Regions from separate parts of the Homo sapiens genome. Here region 1 is linked to region 2. The links are chromatin loops, found by intact Hi-C in ENCODE. Cell type or tissue: sigmoid colon. All regions are shown on one strand. Links, peaks and the distances in the headings refer to the core of each region. The heading gives the core; the rest is flanking DNA.

Region 1 (8,040 bases), core at 1,442-6,441, 54 kb before region 2:
GTTTCCAACTTATAAACCTTTTGAGTTTTATGTAAATTCATCAAATCCATCCCTTCTGCTATTCTTGCCTCTATATTGTTGCTTTTTCACTCCACATGCCTAAAGCATTTTATGCGATTCACCAAATTTGCATATTACCTATGTTTCTTTCTGTTGAGTGGGGAATTAGATTTTGACAATACGCATTTAGAAACAAGGCAGATGAATAAAAATTGTAATGGATTTCACTGCATTTTGTATTCTAAGCTATCTACTTCCCAAAGTAATGCAAAATGGCACAGACTTATCACAAAATACATTTATTTTTGAAGAAAGCATCTTTACACAGACTGGCTCAAAAATCCTTTAAGTGTTCAAAATAAGATACAAATAGAAAAAAAGCCATCAACGTGTAAAAATAGTCCCATTGTTGCGGATCACGAGGTCAGGAGATCGAGACCATCCTGGCTAACACGGTGAAGCCCCGTCTCTACTAAAAATACAAAAAATTAGCTGGGCATGGTGGCGGGTGCCTGTAGTCCCAGCTACTCGGGAGGCTGAGGCAGAAGAATGGCGTGAACCCGGGAGGCAGAGCTTGCAGTGAGCTGAGATCACACCACTGCACTCCAGCCTGGGCGACAGAGCAAGACTCCATCTCAAAAAAAAAAAAAAAAAATAGTCCCATTGTTTATAAAATGCTACAGATTTAATAAGTACTTATTAGAGACACAAAATTAAAAGGTAACTTAGACAATTTTTTAAATCTTTACAATGTCAAAAGAGATAAAATAAAAGAGACATAGACAAGATACAAAAAAAAAAAAATCAAAGAGAAAAGAATTTGAAGTGTTCCAGTCTCTAGATGGAATGATTTTAGGCGAAGCAGTCTTTGAATCCATCCTGAATGTAGAATACTCATTATTAAAATTTTAAGAATGCTCTTGAGAAACTTTTCCTAGAAAACCAATTTGCCATTTGAGCCTCATATAAGGGCTACTGAGTAACACCAGCAGCATCAACCATCAACCGTGGTTTTGAAGAAATGCAGCAATCTTCTTTATGCCTGTTTCTCCTCAGGCATGCTATTAATGCTGCTTCAATGCAGCTGTTTACAGAGGCCAGCATTCCAGAACAGAGGCTAGCAGCATTCCTTGCTCCCTGAAACTTCCCTTCTAGGTCCCCTGGAGCAGGACAAGTGCCTCTGGGGCTGTGGATTACTAGGGCATTTTTATTCCCTCAAACAGAGACCAAGTTCACCCACACACTCGATGCTAAACCAACACCCTTCCAGCAGCTGGGTGACAGCTGTTAGAAACAAAAGGAAGATTCTCACTGTAATTTCCCGCATCTGCTGTCAAGAGAGGCCAGACGACAGGGAGTGTGTGCATATCAGTGCAAGCCCTCATACCCCATCCATGTGATATAATCCAGTCTGCAGTCTGGATCACCCAGCTGTGCCACTCTCAGCCCAGCACCATATTTTGCTAATCATCTAAGTACAACACCATAAAGGAAAACACTTCCACACACAGTATTCTCCTACATACGTGAAAGGAAGGAGCAATTTAAAGGGCAGCAACTACAGAACATTTGTTGAAGAATCAAATTATGCCTCATTGTCAGAGCACTAAATGGGCTGGGCTGGGGGCCCACGGGTTAGAGAAGGCCTTTCTGGGAAGGGACCCAGACTTTCAGATCTTCCCTCCTATTCCCTACATCAGAAAAGAGGGATTGGGTCTCGGTTTGGGCATGCTTAGACGGGTGTTCCCTAAATCTCCATGACAGGAATTAGCTGGTACACTTACTAAAAATACATGTTCCCAGGCCCCATCCTAGCCCCCCTTGAACCTGGCTCTCCAAGGAAGGGCCCAAGGGGCTCCATTTTTAAGAACTCCAGGTGATTTTTACTTTCAAGGAAGCTGGGGAGACATTCACATTAGATATAATCAGATGATCTAAAAAAGAAAAAAAGAAGTGGCCCCTAGAGCCAGCATCTCTACTCCAGAACAACACTGGTGACTGAATGACACAGGGAGACTCCAGAAAGTTCTCCCACAGCTGTAGAGGGGGCTGGAGGTGGGGCAACAGGGGGACCAAGAACAGGGTCTCTGGATGCAAAGGATGGGGGCAAGGGGCAAGGGGAGGCAGAGCTGTTCTGGTCAGGAAGGAGGGTGGAGATGAGTGCGGCCTGTGGTGGCCCAGCAGTAGCCTTCCGCAAGCACTCTCTGTCCCTGAGGCCTACAGGAGGGAGGAAGTGAGGAAAGCAAAGTGGAGAGATGGAGGGGAAGGCACAGGGAGCCGAGAAGATGGCAGAGCTTCCTGACCAGGCACAGGCAAAGCAGCCGGCTGTCTGCTCGGCATGATCCAGGTGTCAAAGTGAGTAGACAAGAAGGGTTCCATCTCCAAATCTGCCTGCTCAGCTCTGTGGATGGACTGAAGTCATGGTGAGCTGCCCTCGGGACCCCCAAGTAGAAATGCAACGATGTTGGAAGAACACAATGGCTCACCTGGCCACACTCTTGGTCAACATGGTCAGGCCCTCTGCAGGGCAAGTGGCTGCTCCAGTGTGAGGGGAGGCACAGAGACCTGGGAGGGGTACTGCAGGGCCTCCTGGCAGCTCCATTCTGAGGTAGTCACCATGGCAGGAAGCTATGGCCCTCCAGAGGCCAAAGACCTGCATTCCTCATCCTCGAGCCCCTGGGCAAACAGGGGAGGATTGCACGGCCAGTCTGGCAGGAAACTACCCGCCGCTCTGGGATTTCACATGAATAACCAAGTCTGGGGGCACTGGGGAGTTCCATGCTATTCTTCTACAATCCAAAAAGTCTAATGATATTTCAAAAAAAGGCAAAAAAGAAAGGCAAGGAGAAGAAAAGCTCGTAGCTGACCTTTACTGAGTACTTACCATTCTGCTAGGCTCGCTCTCCACTTTGAAACTGCAACAATCCTACAGGGAAGGGGCTGAACAGGTGGGGAAACAGGAACTCAGAGAGGCCAGGTAACCTGACTTGGGTCATGCAGTATATGACAGGTCTGAAATTTGATGTCATTTCTTTTTTTTTTTTTTTTTTTTAGATGAAGTCTCACTCTGTCGCCCAAGCTGGAGTGTAGTGGCATGATCTTGGCTCACTGCAACCTCCACCTCCTGGGTTTAAGCAATTCTCTGCCTCAGCCTCCCAAGTAGCTGGGATTACAGGCGCCTGCCACCACGCCCAGCTAATTTTTGTATTTTTAGTAGAGACGGGGTTTCACCATCTTGGCCAGGCTGGTCTTGAACTCCTGACCTCATGATCCACATGCCTCGGCCTCCCAAAGTGTTGGGATTACAGGCTTGAGCCACTGCACCCAGCAATTTGATATTATTTCTAAGTGACATGGAAACCCTCCCTCTCAGCCATTATGTTATTCTCTCTTCCTATAATAATAGCTGTCTGTAGTAGGCAGCTTCGGATGTGACTCCTGGTGACCCCCACCTCCTAGTGTTCATGCCCTTATGGAATCCCCTCCTCTTGAGTGTGGGTGAGACCTGTGACTTGCTTTTAACCAACAGAATATGGCAAAGGTGATGGGATGTCATTTGTGTAATTAAGTCACATAGGATTATGACATCTGTCTCCTATCAGACTCTCTCAATAAATTACCTTACTGGTTTTGATGAAGCAAGCTGCCATATTAGGGAGATCCACCTTACAAGGAAATGAGGAAAGACTCCAGCCAACTGACAGACAGGAACTGAGGCCCTTAGTCCAACTCCCTTGGAGGAATGGAAATTCAGCCAACAACCACATGAGCTTGGAAGCAGATCTTTCCATATGTGAGCCTTCAGATGAGACTCCAACCCTGGTCAACACCTTGATTACAGCCTTGCAAGAGACCCTGAAGCAAAGGGCCCAACTAAGCTATACCAGACTCCAGACACACAGCAATGTGGTTTAAGATGCTATGTATGTGACAGTTTATTACGTAGCAATAGAAGAGACACTGTCCTTCACAGAAAGCTTACTACACACCAAGCAAACCATAAATGTTCTCATTTAATCCTCCCAACAGGGCTGTGAGTGGGCAGGGCTCACCACACAGAAAATCAAAGGTCACAGGATCACTTCAGGCAAACTGAACAACAAATCTTAACACCTTTATGGGCAAAATCCAAACAGAGACCTCACCACAAAATTCAGAAAAGCAGACCCTGACTTTGAAAGAGTCTTCTGCTTCACTTGAGAAAGCAAAAGAGCTAGAAGTAGGACATAGAAGTCATTTCCTCCAGTGTGCAAATCAATATAAATAGAAAGATTTAAGAGAATCAGAACTTTCCAACCTGCGTTTCCTTCCCAGCAGGGAAAAGCTGAAGAGAGTGTATCAGAGGACAGAAATTACCTTCATATCCAAATTTATTCTCCTTCCTTTGATGTTCAATGTTCAGAGAGTAAATTTCAAATATACTCCCATTCCTTCTTCAGTGCTTTAAATAGAAAGCAGATGTTTCCGGATGGCAGAACGCTTCTTTAGACAGACAATATAACCTACCGTTCCTTGCATAGTCTCTTTAGAGCTGAATAAACACCAATTGCTGTTCATTGAACACATTCTGGAACCTGACAGTAATTGTTCCCAAGAATAATTAGATACTCTGTGCAACATATGTATGTTTGGAATATGAAAACCACTCGGCAAAGAGGCCACTCCTGCTTTGAACAATTTCTGGCTCCATGTGAAATAATTCTGCAAAGAATTAGCACGACTACTTTTGCAAAGAAACAAGAGAGAGAGAAATGATGTTTTAACTTATAATTCTTCACTTGCAATGTTTAGCTCCACACTTTTTCTGACATAAACCTACAAAACATCAAAATTCTTATTTTTCCTACTTCTATTTGATTTGAATTAAAACAAACCCTTCAGACATTATTTTACAGTATTACAAAGTCTTGTAAGGTACCCTAATTAGTTTGTATCTGTCTTGAGTCTTAAACCCCTCCAAACACCATCTACTACACCAACCGACAGGTCTTCCTCTAGTCCAGATGGGTCACACTCTGCCTGCCCAGCTGCAAAGGCTTCCCTGGCTCTGTCCCCAACAGGACCAGCTCCCAGTGCTTTGCATGAATTACAGGCTGTCCCCTGACCACCTGGCCCTGCCCTCTCACCAGAAGGGCTTCTGCTGCTTTCCTTCTAGAACTTCTGAATCATCTGTACTTTCACACATCCCAGCCAATGCATGTGCCCATCACTGGACCCAATACATCCTCGCTTCACTGTCCCTTCATGTACTGTCATAGCATCTTGTGAAGTCTGATTTGTGCTCTGAAGACACAGGCCCTTGACTGGTCACCCATCACAAGGGACTGGAAGCATGGGCTCATCTGGCCCCTGACCCACACTCTAGGTGGTCAACAGGCTACGCCAGCCAGCAGGGCCAAATCCTCAGAACCCAGAACAGAGAACTGAAGGAAAAAGGAGATGTGGACAGAAATTTTTTCTTGTACATTCTCCCATGCAAAGAATCTAACTTACAAGCATATTGGAGTTCTACTTTTATACAAAATCCACACAGTAACGTTATTCTTATTTGCAGATAATAGAATTGCACATAGAGAACACCCAAGAAAATCAACTGAAAAAGTGAGTAATCAAAATTCAGTAAGGTGGCTAGGTATAAAATCACTAATAAAATCAGTAGCCTTCCTAAATACACAAACAACCAGATAGAAAATATAACAGATTGTCTGGCCAGGCAAGGTGTTTCATGCCTGTAATCCCAGCACTTTAAGAGGCCAAGGTGGGCGGATCACTTGAGGTCAGGAGTTTGAGACCACCCTGGCCAACATGGCAAAACACATCTCTACTAAAAATGTAAAAATTAGCTGGGTGTGGTGGTGGGCACCTGTAATCCCAGCTACTTGGGAGGCTGAGGCAGGAGAATCGCTTGAACCAGGGAGGCGGCGGTTGCAGGGAGCCGAGATTATGCAACCGCACTTCAGCCTGGGCAACACAGTAGGTGAGACTCCATCTCAAAATAAAAAATATATAATAATAGATTGCCAAAAATCCCATTTACAGTAGCAACCAAAAGGATACAATTTCTTGGACTCTATTTAGGAAGCATGCAAGATCTATGTTTAGAAAATAAAAGCAAGCCAGGTACAATTGTGTGCCCCTATAGTCCCAGCCACTCAGGAGGCTGAGGCAGGAGTATGGCTTGAGACCAGGCTCTAGTACATACTAGAATTGGGCCTATGAATTTCTAATGCATTCCAGCCTGGGCAACATAGCAAGACCCATTTTTTAAAAAACCCAAATAAATAAATACAGTAAGAACAAAAACTTCTGAGGCACACAGAAGAAAACTTTAATAAGACATATTCTTAAATGGGAAAGCCAACACAAAGCTGTCAATTATCCCTAAATTAATATATAAATCTAACATAATAAAATTATTATTTTTAGAACTAGACAGGGTTATTCACTGGAAAACTCTATGTGAGGACAGCCAAAATATTCTGAAAATGAAAAGCAATGAAGAGTTTTAGCCATCTCAGATATTGAAATGTATTATTATAAAGTTATAGCAAACAAGGCAGAAGGTCTTAGCAAATAAGTAGGTAAATAATGGAAGAGCAGAGAGTCCAGAAATAGAAGCCTAAAGAAGTGAGTGCATGACACAGGCAGTATTGCTCATTAGTGGAGACACAGAAATCCTGTTACAACAATGCACCCTAGGAAGAGTCTGCATCTGCTGGACCTTAGCCAGATGTCTGTCTCCTTGCCTGGTCTGAGCCCCTTCAAGGAGGTCACAGCTGCCCCATTCTATTAAAGTTATTTTCTTCCTGCCCCCAAACTGCCCAATTAACAAACCTGATAAATTAGTGATCTGATAGAAGAAATACTTGTCACAAATCCTCCTAGTCCTCTGACTAGGAATTCCCTTTTTGGGTCACATTTACACCAGGGAATGGATGAGGCAAGTGCCGCTGATGAATGCTGACAGGCTTTATTAATGACACTACCTTATTTCCTAGAGTGTCTGACAGTTTTTAAGGAGCTTTGAACATACATTCTCCTATTGGCCCTCCTGAGATGTGAGTTTGACTAAGTTCTGGGGCTGGGTCACAGGCAGAGGGCTACCCAGAAAAGCCATCAGATCCATTCTCATGTGCTTTGGAAAAGGGTCCCGATTCTCCAAAAGGGCTGGATGGGCCCAGGGCAGTGGGTGAGGACCTGGACAGCCAGGAGGGAGACAGGCAGAGTTGTGGAGAAGCAAAGCTGAGATGGAAAACAAATACAGGCAAAGGGGTGCAGAGGAGGAGGTAAGGCTTCTCTGAGGACGCAGGATAGGTAAACATTACGGCGGCAGGGATGAGTGAAGTGAAGGGGAAGTCTAGGACAGGGACAGAAGAGAAAATAAAACTCACTAGCAACATAGCAATGCCATCCTATGTTCAAACAGCACCCCTGAACCCCTGCACAGAAACCCCTCTCCCACCTCCACACATATATCTCCCTCCACCTCAGTCCAGAGCCCAGCAAATCTGCTAGGTTTAGCAGATAAGGGAGGAAACAGCTATTCAGGCACCAGAGGTGCACTCAAGAGATCAGCAAGGGCCACTGTGTGGCACAGGAAGCGGGTGGCAGGAGATGAGGTCTCAGGGAGGGCCAAAACCAGACAGCCATGGAGCCTGAGCACCAGGCTAAGGACATCAGTCTTTAACTCGGGGCCAGCATCTCCCTAATGTGCTCTGTGGAGCTATTTTCTCTTCCAAATACATTCCAAAAAACATACATGTAGGAAAAACATTAAAAGCATTTGGATAGTCATTCTCATAATTATCTGCTATCACCTTCAAGAAGTGTTCTCAAGCCAAGACTGCCAGGAAATAGCTTGGGGGCTGCATAATACACAGGTATCTGTCGTGTTAGCCACAACACAGGTGTATTCTTGCTCTGACAAAGCAGCCACTGCATGGATGGTTACTTTCTATCCACAGTATGCTGTCTATAGAAGGAATCTTGTCTCAGGATTTCAACATATATTTGTGATTTTATTCTGTAGATGGTATGGTT
Region 2 (8,040 bases), core at 1,114-6,113:
CTGGGTTAGATAGTTCTGGAGGTGGGTGCTCTAGACAGGATGGCAGGAAAGACCCTGAAGGGGTGACCCTGAGGCCAAAGTCTGAAAGGAAAGAGGAAGGTAAGAGAATTCCAGGCAGGGGAAACAGCAAGTGCAAGGATCTCAGGTAAGGCAAGAAAAGGAAAGGAGATCTATGTTAGCAGAACACAGTGAGGGGCACAGCAGCATGGCAGGGGGAGCTGCGCCCAGCGCCTGGTCAGTGGGAGGTATTTAAAAAGGGGAATGACATGATCTGATTTATGATTTTAAAAGCTGGTCACTTAGGCTTCTGTGTGAAAAATGGACTGCAGACAACCCAGAGTGGATACTGGGGGGCCTGTTAGGAAAGAGGTGATGGTGGCTAGAGTGGGAACTATGGCTATGGGGTGAGGTGAATGCACTCCAGATATATCCCGGAAGTAGAATGCACAGGACAAACTGATAGCCTGCATGTGAGAGGTTGGGAAGAGGACTCAAACATGACTCTTGGCAAATGAGTGCATGGTAGGGCCACTGACTTGGATGGGGAAGACGGAAGGCAGGTGAGAGCTGGAAGGCATATCAAGAGCTCCATGTATTGACGAGAGTCAGAAGCTCCAAGAAAGATCTGAGCTAGAAATTAAAGTGTGGGCATCATGGGCATATCGATGGCATTTGAAGCCATGGGAGGGTGGGGAGGAGTTGCAGGTGGGACAGTATTACCTAGGAAGACAGTGTGGACAGAGAAAAGGAACCAGGACCAGTCCCTGGGCAACCCCATGATTAGGAGTAAGAAGAAAAGCAGGAAACAGTGGGGCCAGAGGAGCTGAGAGGGGTGTTGTTTTGAGGAGAGGGAGTGGTCATTTGTTAGGAATGCTGCTGAGAGAGGTGAAGTGAGGTGAGGCTGAGATCTGGCAACCCCCTGGTCACCCAAGACCCTGGCAGTTTTGGTGCAGAGGTGAGGCAGAAGCAAGACTGTAGAGTATGGAGAGTGAACAAATGGCAGGAGAAAGTGAATGGAGCCAGTGGGTTTGGATGTATCTTCTGAGGTGTTTTCAGGTGAAGAAGAGCAAAGAAGTGAAACAGGAGAGGGATGTAGGAGGGAGGGAGATCTCCTTTTTAAGATGAGAGCAACTAAAGCTATGCTATCCAATATGGTGGCCACTAGCTACATGTGGCTATTTAAATTTAGATTAAGTTAAAAATTCAGGTCCTCAGTCTCAACAACCACATTTCAAGTGTCCAATAACCACATGTGCTGGTGGCTGCCACGCAGATACAGAACATTTCCAGCAGTGCAGAAAGTTCTGTTGGTCAGATGTATGCTCCTATACTGATGGAGAAGACCCCGGAGAGAAAGGTGGTTAGGAAGGAGAGACAATCTCTGAAAAGATGGGAGGAGGAAGGGATGGAATGGAGGCTACCCCAGAAGAAGGGGCCCCTAGTAGGAAGAGATGAGGGACAGGTCATCCAGCACAGCAGGCAGGTAGGAGAAGGTAGCAGCAGCTGCATACTAGACTAGGTGGTGGCAAAATGAAGACATTCCCTTGGTCAAAGGTGCCTATCTTGTCAATTGAAAGGGAAGCCACGGGGTGTGCCTAGGAAGGGGAGAGGTCTGGAAAGGGGAATAGGTATGAAATAGTTGCCTTAGGGAGTAAGAACACAAACTCACTGGAGAGGCCACACTTAACACAGAACACTTCGCAGAAGAGAAGTGGAAAATGGTAGTGAACATTTGAGGGAGGAGAAGCATCTCAAGTTGGGGGGAGGTAAACTCAGATAGTTTGTTTTTTTTTCCCTTAAATCCTAGTCCTGTCTACACAGCAGAGCCATGACGAAGCTGTAGGATCGCAGCAAGGTTTTCTACTAGCTGCCCTTTCAAAAAGTTCTTCCCCCTCCATCCTACACAACTCTCAGAAAGGATGACATTGGTTCTATTTTCAGTTAAAACGGCTCCCTCCACCCTCCTGTCTGAATTGCTTCCCCAGCCCTTAGCTGCATCTCAATTTACGACCATGGCTTGTATTTTCACATAAATAATAGAAGACATGGATCTATTAAAAATGGCAGAGGTAGGTAGGAGTTACAAACCAGCCTTTATCTACGAGAAGTGAGTAATATATACATTTATCGAATGATGTTAAAATTACATGAAAGACATATTCTGTGTTTAAACAAAATCCCCAAGCGTCTCCTCCCTGCTTCTCCACAAACAAAAATTATTTTTTGACATTTTCTTTAAGGTTTTATGAGTGAGTAAACATTTTCATTTCCACAGAACTATTTGATCTCAACCACAGAGTTTCAGTACTTGTTTTTGATCACACAAGTACGGTGGATTGGTTTTGTGTTGGCCAGGGGGAGGGAGGGCCAGAAAGAGAGTTAAAATTACCGGATCCCTTTTATCTTCCATTCTGAGACCTTACATTTGCCAACTCCTTTTTCCCTGTACATTTTTTTAAAGTATGAAATCTGAGAACCTCAAAGGCTCTCACTGCTCAAAGATCAGCCTTTTCACAGTCCACTGAGGACTCACTGGAAATGTTACAGAAATACGGCCTGCCAACTTGGGTGCCTCTGGGTAAAATCACCCACAGTTGCTGTTCATGTGAAATCTCCTAAATGTAAGCACACTTCTTCAGCCCTCGCTGCTCATCTCGCCTCCTCCTCTCTGTCACCCACCTCTGTCATGTCCAGTTCATGTTGGCCCACAGCCCTCACACTTCCATTCCTCAAAATTCCTCTTGGCCTGCCTCTGATCCCCTCACACACTCTGCAGCTCCCATGGCTAAGACTCACCAGGCAAAATGACTCCAGAAACTTAACCTGGAGTACGGTGCAAGAAAGCCACTGACCCAGGGGGGCTGAGCCAGGGCACCAGGACAATCTTGCTCCTTCCACTGCACTCTTGCCTTCCCAGGCCCCACCCATCCCAAACAGGAAAGCAAGATCTCTAGACCCTTGGAGCAGAAGCATTTGAGTCCTGCGAAGGGCTGTTGGAAGAATGCTGGGTTCAGCAGCAGGGAACAGAGAGATTTAGGAATTCTGGTTCACTTACCCGCCTCCATGCCCACGTCAGGCAGTGGCAAGGCCACCCCTGCTACACAAATGCTCATCAACTACACAGCCTGGGGGAAGTCACCGAACCACTTTGTGCCTCAGTTTCCTCATCTGTAAAGTGGACATAAGTGTCCCCTGAATACGTATGGCAAACCGTCAACGTGTGCCCAAATAGAGTGAGCAGATGTAAGGAGTTATTGTGCTATTAGCACAGTGGCTCCCAGACTCACAGAGCCTACTGCTCAGAGAGACGCCGAGGGGAAAGCTTAAATTACTTTATATACTCAGAAGCATTAGTCACTTCGACAGAGTATTTCAACTTCCCTCCTGAGCATCTACTCAGTTGTTTCAAAGACTGAAGCCTCACCTAGGTTCCTTATAGACTTCCATCATCTTCAGCATCTCAAAGCAGATCCAAAGTCCACTATTCCTACGCTGGAGGTTTATTATTATTTGATTATTTCCAGGAAAACTTCGATTTCCATTTTGCTTGTAATAAATCCAAACGTGGAGAACGACAAACTGCTTAGACTCACACAGGCCCTGGAGTTGACTGCGCCCAGGGGCGAAGAGACCGCGGAATGGCCGAGGCAGGAGGCCGGCCAGGGCACCGGTCCCCGTCAGGTGCCCCCGTGCCCGGGCTGTATGGGAGGGGAAGGGCCACGGGCTCCGCGCCCAGGCCAGGGTGCCCCTGCTGGGTGTCCGCGTGCCCCGGCGGAGGGCGCGGGTCAGGTGGCCCCAGACTCCCGGGCGCAGAGTGTGCGCTCGCTCCGGCTTGGGGAGGCGGGGGCCGGCCCGCCGGGAGGCTCCGAGCCCGGTTACGCCAGCCGCGGCCCCGCAGTCCCTCCGGAGGGGCGCGCGGAGAGCGCGCGGCGCGGGCTCACTCACCCCATCTCCGGCGCTGCTCCGGCGGCCGCTCCGACGGGGCCTCTCGCGCTCGCTCTCCGCCCGCTCGGCAGCCGCTCCCCGCGCGGCACATGCGGCGGCCCGTGCGCGCCCGGCTCAGCCCCGGCGCCGCTCCATTCCGCGGGGCTGCGCGGCTGCCACTGCTGCCACTGCCGCCACCGCCGCCAGGCGCGGGCGGGCGGGGGCTGGGCGGCCGCGCTGGGGCGGTGCCCGCCCCGCCCTCCCCAGCCGCTACCCCCGCCCGGCTCCTTACGTAACCTCGTGGCCCCCGGGCCGCGGCAGCGAGCCAAGAGGCGGGGGGCGCAGCACTGTGTGCACCGTCCCCCGCGCAGCCGCGCAGTCGCCGCTTTTCTCCCGGGCCACCCAGTCCTCGGTGCCGGCCCCGCGTTGGCGCGCCCCCGCCCCACGCCGACCCGGGGCCCTGGCGCAGTGCCATCAACATCCTGCCTGATGGACTTAAAGTCCCATTCACACCTGGCGGGGACTTTAGGGCTACCTTTACTTTGCAGATAAGGGAACCGAGGCCTGGGGAGGGTAAGTGATTTGCCCAAGGTCACACATTCAGATTAGAGTTCGTTCGGGTCTCCAGAGTCTGAGATGGGCATAGCTGTGCTCCTCCTTAAAGCCCACCTTCATCTTCCTGCCAGTTGCCCGGCCGAGTGGCCTTAAGGTACCCGCCACCGTGAAATTTCGGAAGCCAGCCTGGCAGAGAAGAGCCTACAGGCCGCGGCAGATGCTCTGGGCTCTTTCCTGGATAAAAATGAGATGAGGGCTCCCACTTGAAGGGGCAGTTTTAAGGCGGCTTCATCAAGCTTGGTTTTATCCTTAGAGCGAGGGGAATTAGGATGGCAAAAGTAGAACTTGAAGAAGAGCAGGCTCTCTTCGTCGCCTTTCTACCTATCAGGTCCTGAGTTTCTACCAAAGGCTGGCACTGGGACTAACCTAACCTTCATCCCCCGGGACTTCCACGGGATCATCTTCTGCTGGGAACACACCGCCCACATAAGCCTGGCATCTCAGGACAGTAAAAAAGTCAAGGGACAGGTCGGGCGCGGTGGCTCACGCCTGTAATCCCAGCACTTTGGGAGGCCGAGGCGGGCGAATCACGAGGTCTGGAGATCGAGGCCATCCTGGCTAACACGGTGAAACCCCGTCTCTACTAAAAATACACACACACAAAAAAAATTAGCCGGGCGTGGAGACAGGCGCCTGTAGTCCCAGCTACTCCGGAGGCTGACGCACAAGAATCGCGTGAACCTGGAAGGCGGATCTTGTAGTGAGCCGAGATCGCACCACTGCACTCCAGCCTGGGCAACAGAGCGAGACTCCGTCTCAAAAAATAAATAAATTAATTAATTAAATACATAAATAGCCGGGTGTGGTGGCGTGCTCCTGTAGTCCCAGCTACTCCCAGCTACTCGGGAGGCTTGATGCAGGAGAATCGCTTGAACCCAGGAGGCAGGGGTTGCAGCGAGCCGAGATCATGCCACTGCACTCTAGCCTGGTGAAAAGAGCCAGACTGTCTCAAAAAAATAAATAAATAAATACAAAATAAGTTTGTAAAAAATAAAATAATCTTGGGAGTTTCCAAATCCTCCATGCATAGTAATCAGCAATATCAGGAAAGTGAGCTTGTAGAACACTGAACAAGTCATTTATCAGGTAATACCTGAGGATTCTGAAGTGTTCGAATAACTTCAAAGGCAAGCCACTGAAATCAGAGTTTTTCATTTTTATTTTATTTTTATTATTTTTTTTTTGAGACGGAGTCTCACTCTGCTCACCCAGGCTAGAGTGCAGTGGCAGTGGCGTGATCTCGGCTCACTGCAACCCCCACCTCCCAGATTCAAGCGATTCTACTGCCTCAGCCTCCCCAGTAGCTGCGACTGCAGGCGCATGCCACCACGCCCAGTTTTTTTTTTTTTTTGTATTTTTAGTAGAGACAGGGTTTCACCATGTTTCGATCTCCTGACCTCGTGATCCACCCGCCTCGGCCTCCCAAAGGGCTGGGACTACAGGCATGAGCCACCGTGCCTGGCCGAGTTTTTCATTTTTTTAAACTACAATCCACAGTAAGAAATATATTTTACACTACAACCTGCAACCTGGTACATACTTCAGCACATACATACTATGTCTATAGGTATATCGATATAAAATAGAAACAAAAAGTTATATAAAACAATGTTTATCCTCTCACTTGCCAGGCAGGCATTCAGACATCATTCTGTTTTGTTGTTGTTGTTGTTGAGACAGAGTGTTGCTCTGTCACCAGGCTGGAGTGCAGTGGCATGATCTCAGGGCACCACAACCTCCGCCTCCCAGGTTCAAGCGATTCTCCTGCCTCAGCCTCCCAAGTAGCTGGGACTACAGGCGCGCACCACCACCCCAGCTAATTTTTGTATTTTTAGTAGAGACAGGATTTCACCATGTTGGCCAGGATGGTCTCCATCTCTTGACCTCGTGATCGGCCCACCTCAGCCTCCCAAAGTGCTGGGATTACAGGCGTGTGCCACCGTGCCCGGCCCATTCTGTTCTATTTTTAAAAGCAGTACTGCTCATAACCTACTAAATTGATTTCAAAACCTATAATCTACGTATTTTTACTTTCTTTTTCTTTTTCTTTTTTTTTTTTTTTTGAGACGGAGTCTCACTCTGTTGCCCAGGCTGGAGTGCAGTGGCGCAATCTTGGCTCACTGCAACTTCTGCCTCCTGGGTTCATGCAATTCTCCTGCCTCAGCCTCCCGAGTAGCTGGGGCTACAAGCGCATGCCACCACACCTGGCTACTTTTTTGTAGTTTTAGTAGAGATGGGGTTTCACCATGTTAGCTAGGATGGTCTCGATCTCCAGACCTTGTGATCCGCCTGCCTCGGCCTCCCAAAGTGCTGGGATTATAGGCGTGAGCCACCATGCCCGGCCTGTATTTTTACTTTCAACAGCAAAATTAGGCTCACCATGTACATGCATAATGTTGTTATTAGTGTGCTCAGATTTCTGGTATGGCTGGTCCAGGGACTTCAAACATTTTTTTTTCTAACCATAAAAGGTCAGTTCTTTCAACTGCATATGAAACAAATGTATTATTAAAGCCATTAATTAAAGGGATAACTGTCGGGTATTATGCAGCTATTACATTATATTTGTGAAGCCTATATAGTAACATAGAAATATATTTATTCTTTCAATAAATGTTGATCACCTGCTGTGTATCTGGTACTGTGTTGGGCATAAAGTGCTCAGCAAAACAGACGTCCTTCTGTCATAGGACTATAAGATTGTGTGAATGGTATTAATCAAATAATCACACAAATATATAAGCTACGATCTGTGTGAATAGGAGACCTAATTTAGGTTGAGGAGGATGGTCAGGAATGGCCTGTTGAAGAGACATTTAAAAAGAGGCCTGATGGCTGGGTGTGGTGGCTCATGACTGTAGTCCCAGCACTTTGGGAGGCCAAGGCAGGCAGATCACTTGAGGCCAGGAGTTCAAGACCAGCCTGGCCAACATGGCAAAACCCCATCTTTACTAAAAATACAAAACCTAGCCAGGCATGGTGGTACATGCCTGTAATCCCAGCTAATTAGGAGGCTGAGGCAGGAGAATCACTTGAACTCAGGAGGCAGAGGTTGCAGTGAGCTGAGATTGCATCACTGCACTCCAGCCTGGGTGACAGATTGAGACTCCATCTCAAAAAAAAAAAAAAAAAAGAAGAGGCTTGAAGACAAAGAAGCATCAGTCATGGGGAGCATGAGGGGAGGGTTCCAAGCAGAGGAAACTGCAACGGCCCTGAGGTGGTAGAGAATCATGCTGTTCTGAAGAGCTGGGAGAAGGCCAGTGTGGTTAGAGTGCAGTGAGCTTAGCAAAGCATGGGTGAAGTATGCAGGGCCCTTTGGCTGGATTAAGGATTTGCAATTTATTCAAATGCAGTGAGAACCCACTGATGGGTTGGGGAATGCCGTGATCTGGTTTATATTGTTAAAATATCACTCACTCCTGGGAGAAGAGGGGATAAGAAGGGGACAAGAGTAAAACATGGAGACTGGTTAAGAGGCTCTAGACAAAAGATAAGGGTGGA

The links. A loop is a pair of places that touch in the nucleus more often than their neighbours do. Peaks named below come from ENCODE experiments on the same cell type or tissue, not always from the same donor. Only the 100,000 strongest peaks of a DNase experiment are listed, where the experiment ranks them.
Region 1: a loop joins it to region 2, with 2.3 times the contacts of the local background. A loop is called at or near these places in 5 of 110 quality-filtered maps.

The regions. Positions count from the first base shown.
Region 1 is chr15:82,894,034-82,902,073 of GRCh38, forward strand. The region is part of intron 1 of HOMER2 (homer scaffold protein 2); the gene reads right to left. It overlaps LOC105370928 (a long non-coding RNA gene), which reads left to right. Exons shown (of 5, transcript XR_007064741.1): 2 at 5,555-5,601. Among named protein-coding and RNA genes, the nearest start is that of HOMER2, 55 kb to the right of the region's middle. In sigmoid colon, for the core only: no CTCF peak of the experiment used is centred there; no DNase peak of the experiment used is centred there.
Region 2 is chr15:82,948,586-82,956,625 of GRCh38, forward strand. It overlaps HOMER2 (homer scaffold protein 2), which reads right to left and starts at 4,135. Exons shown (of 9, transcript NM_004839.4): 1 at 3,946-4,135. The coding sequence starts at 3,950. RefSeq lists an enhancer at 3,385-3,885. In sigmoid colon, for the core only: no CTCF peak of the experiment used is centred there; no DNase peak of the experiment used is centred there; H3K4me3 peaks cover 1,605 bases.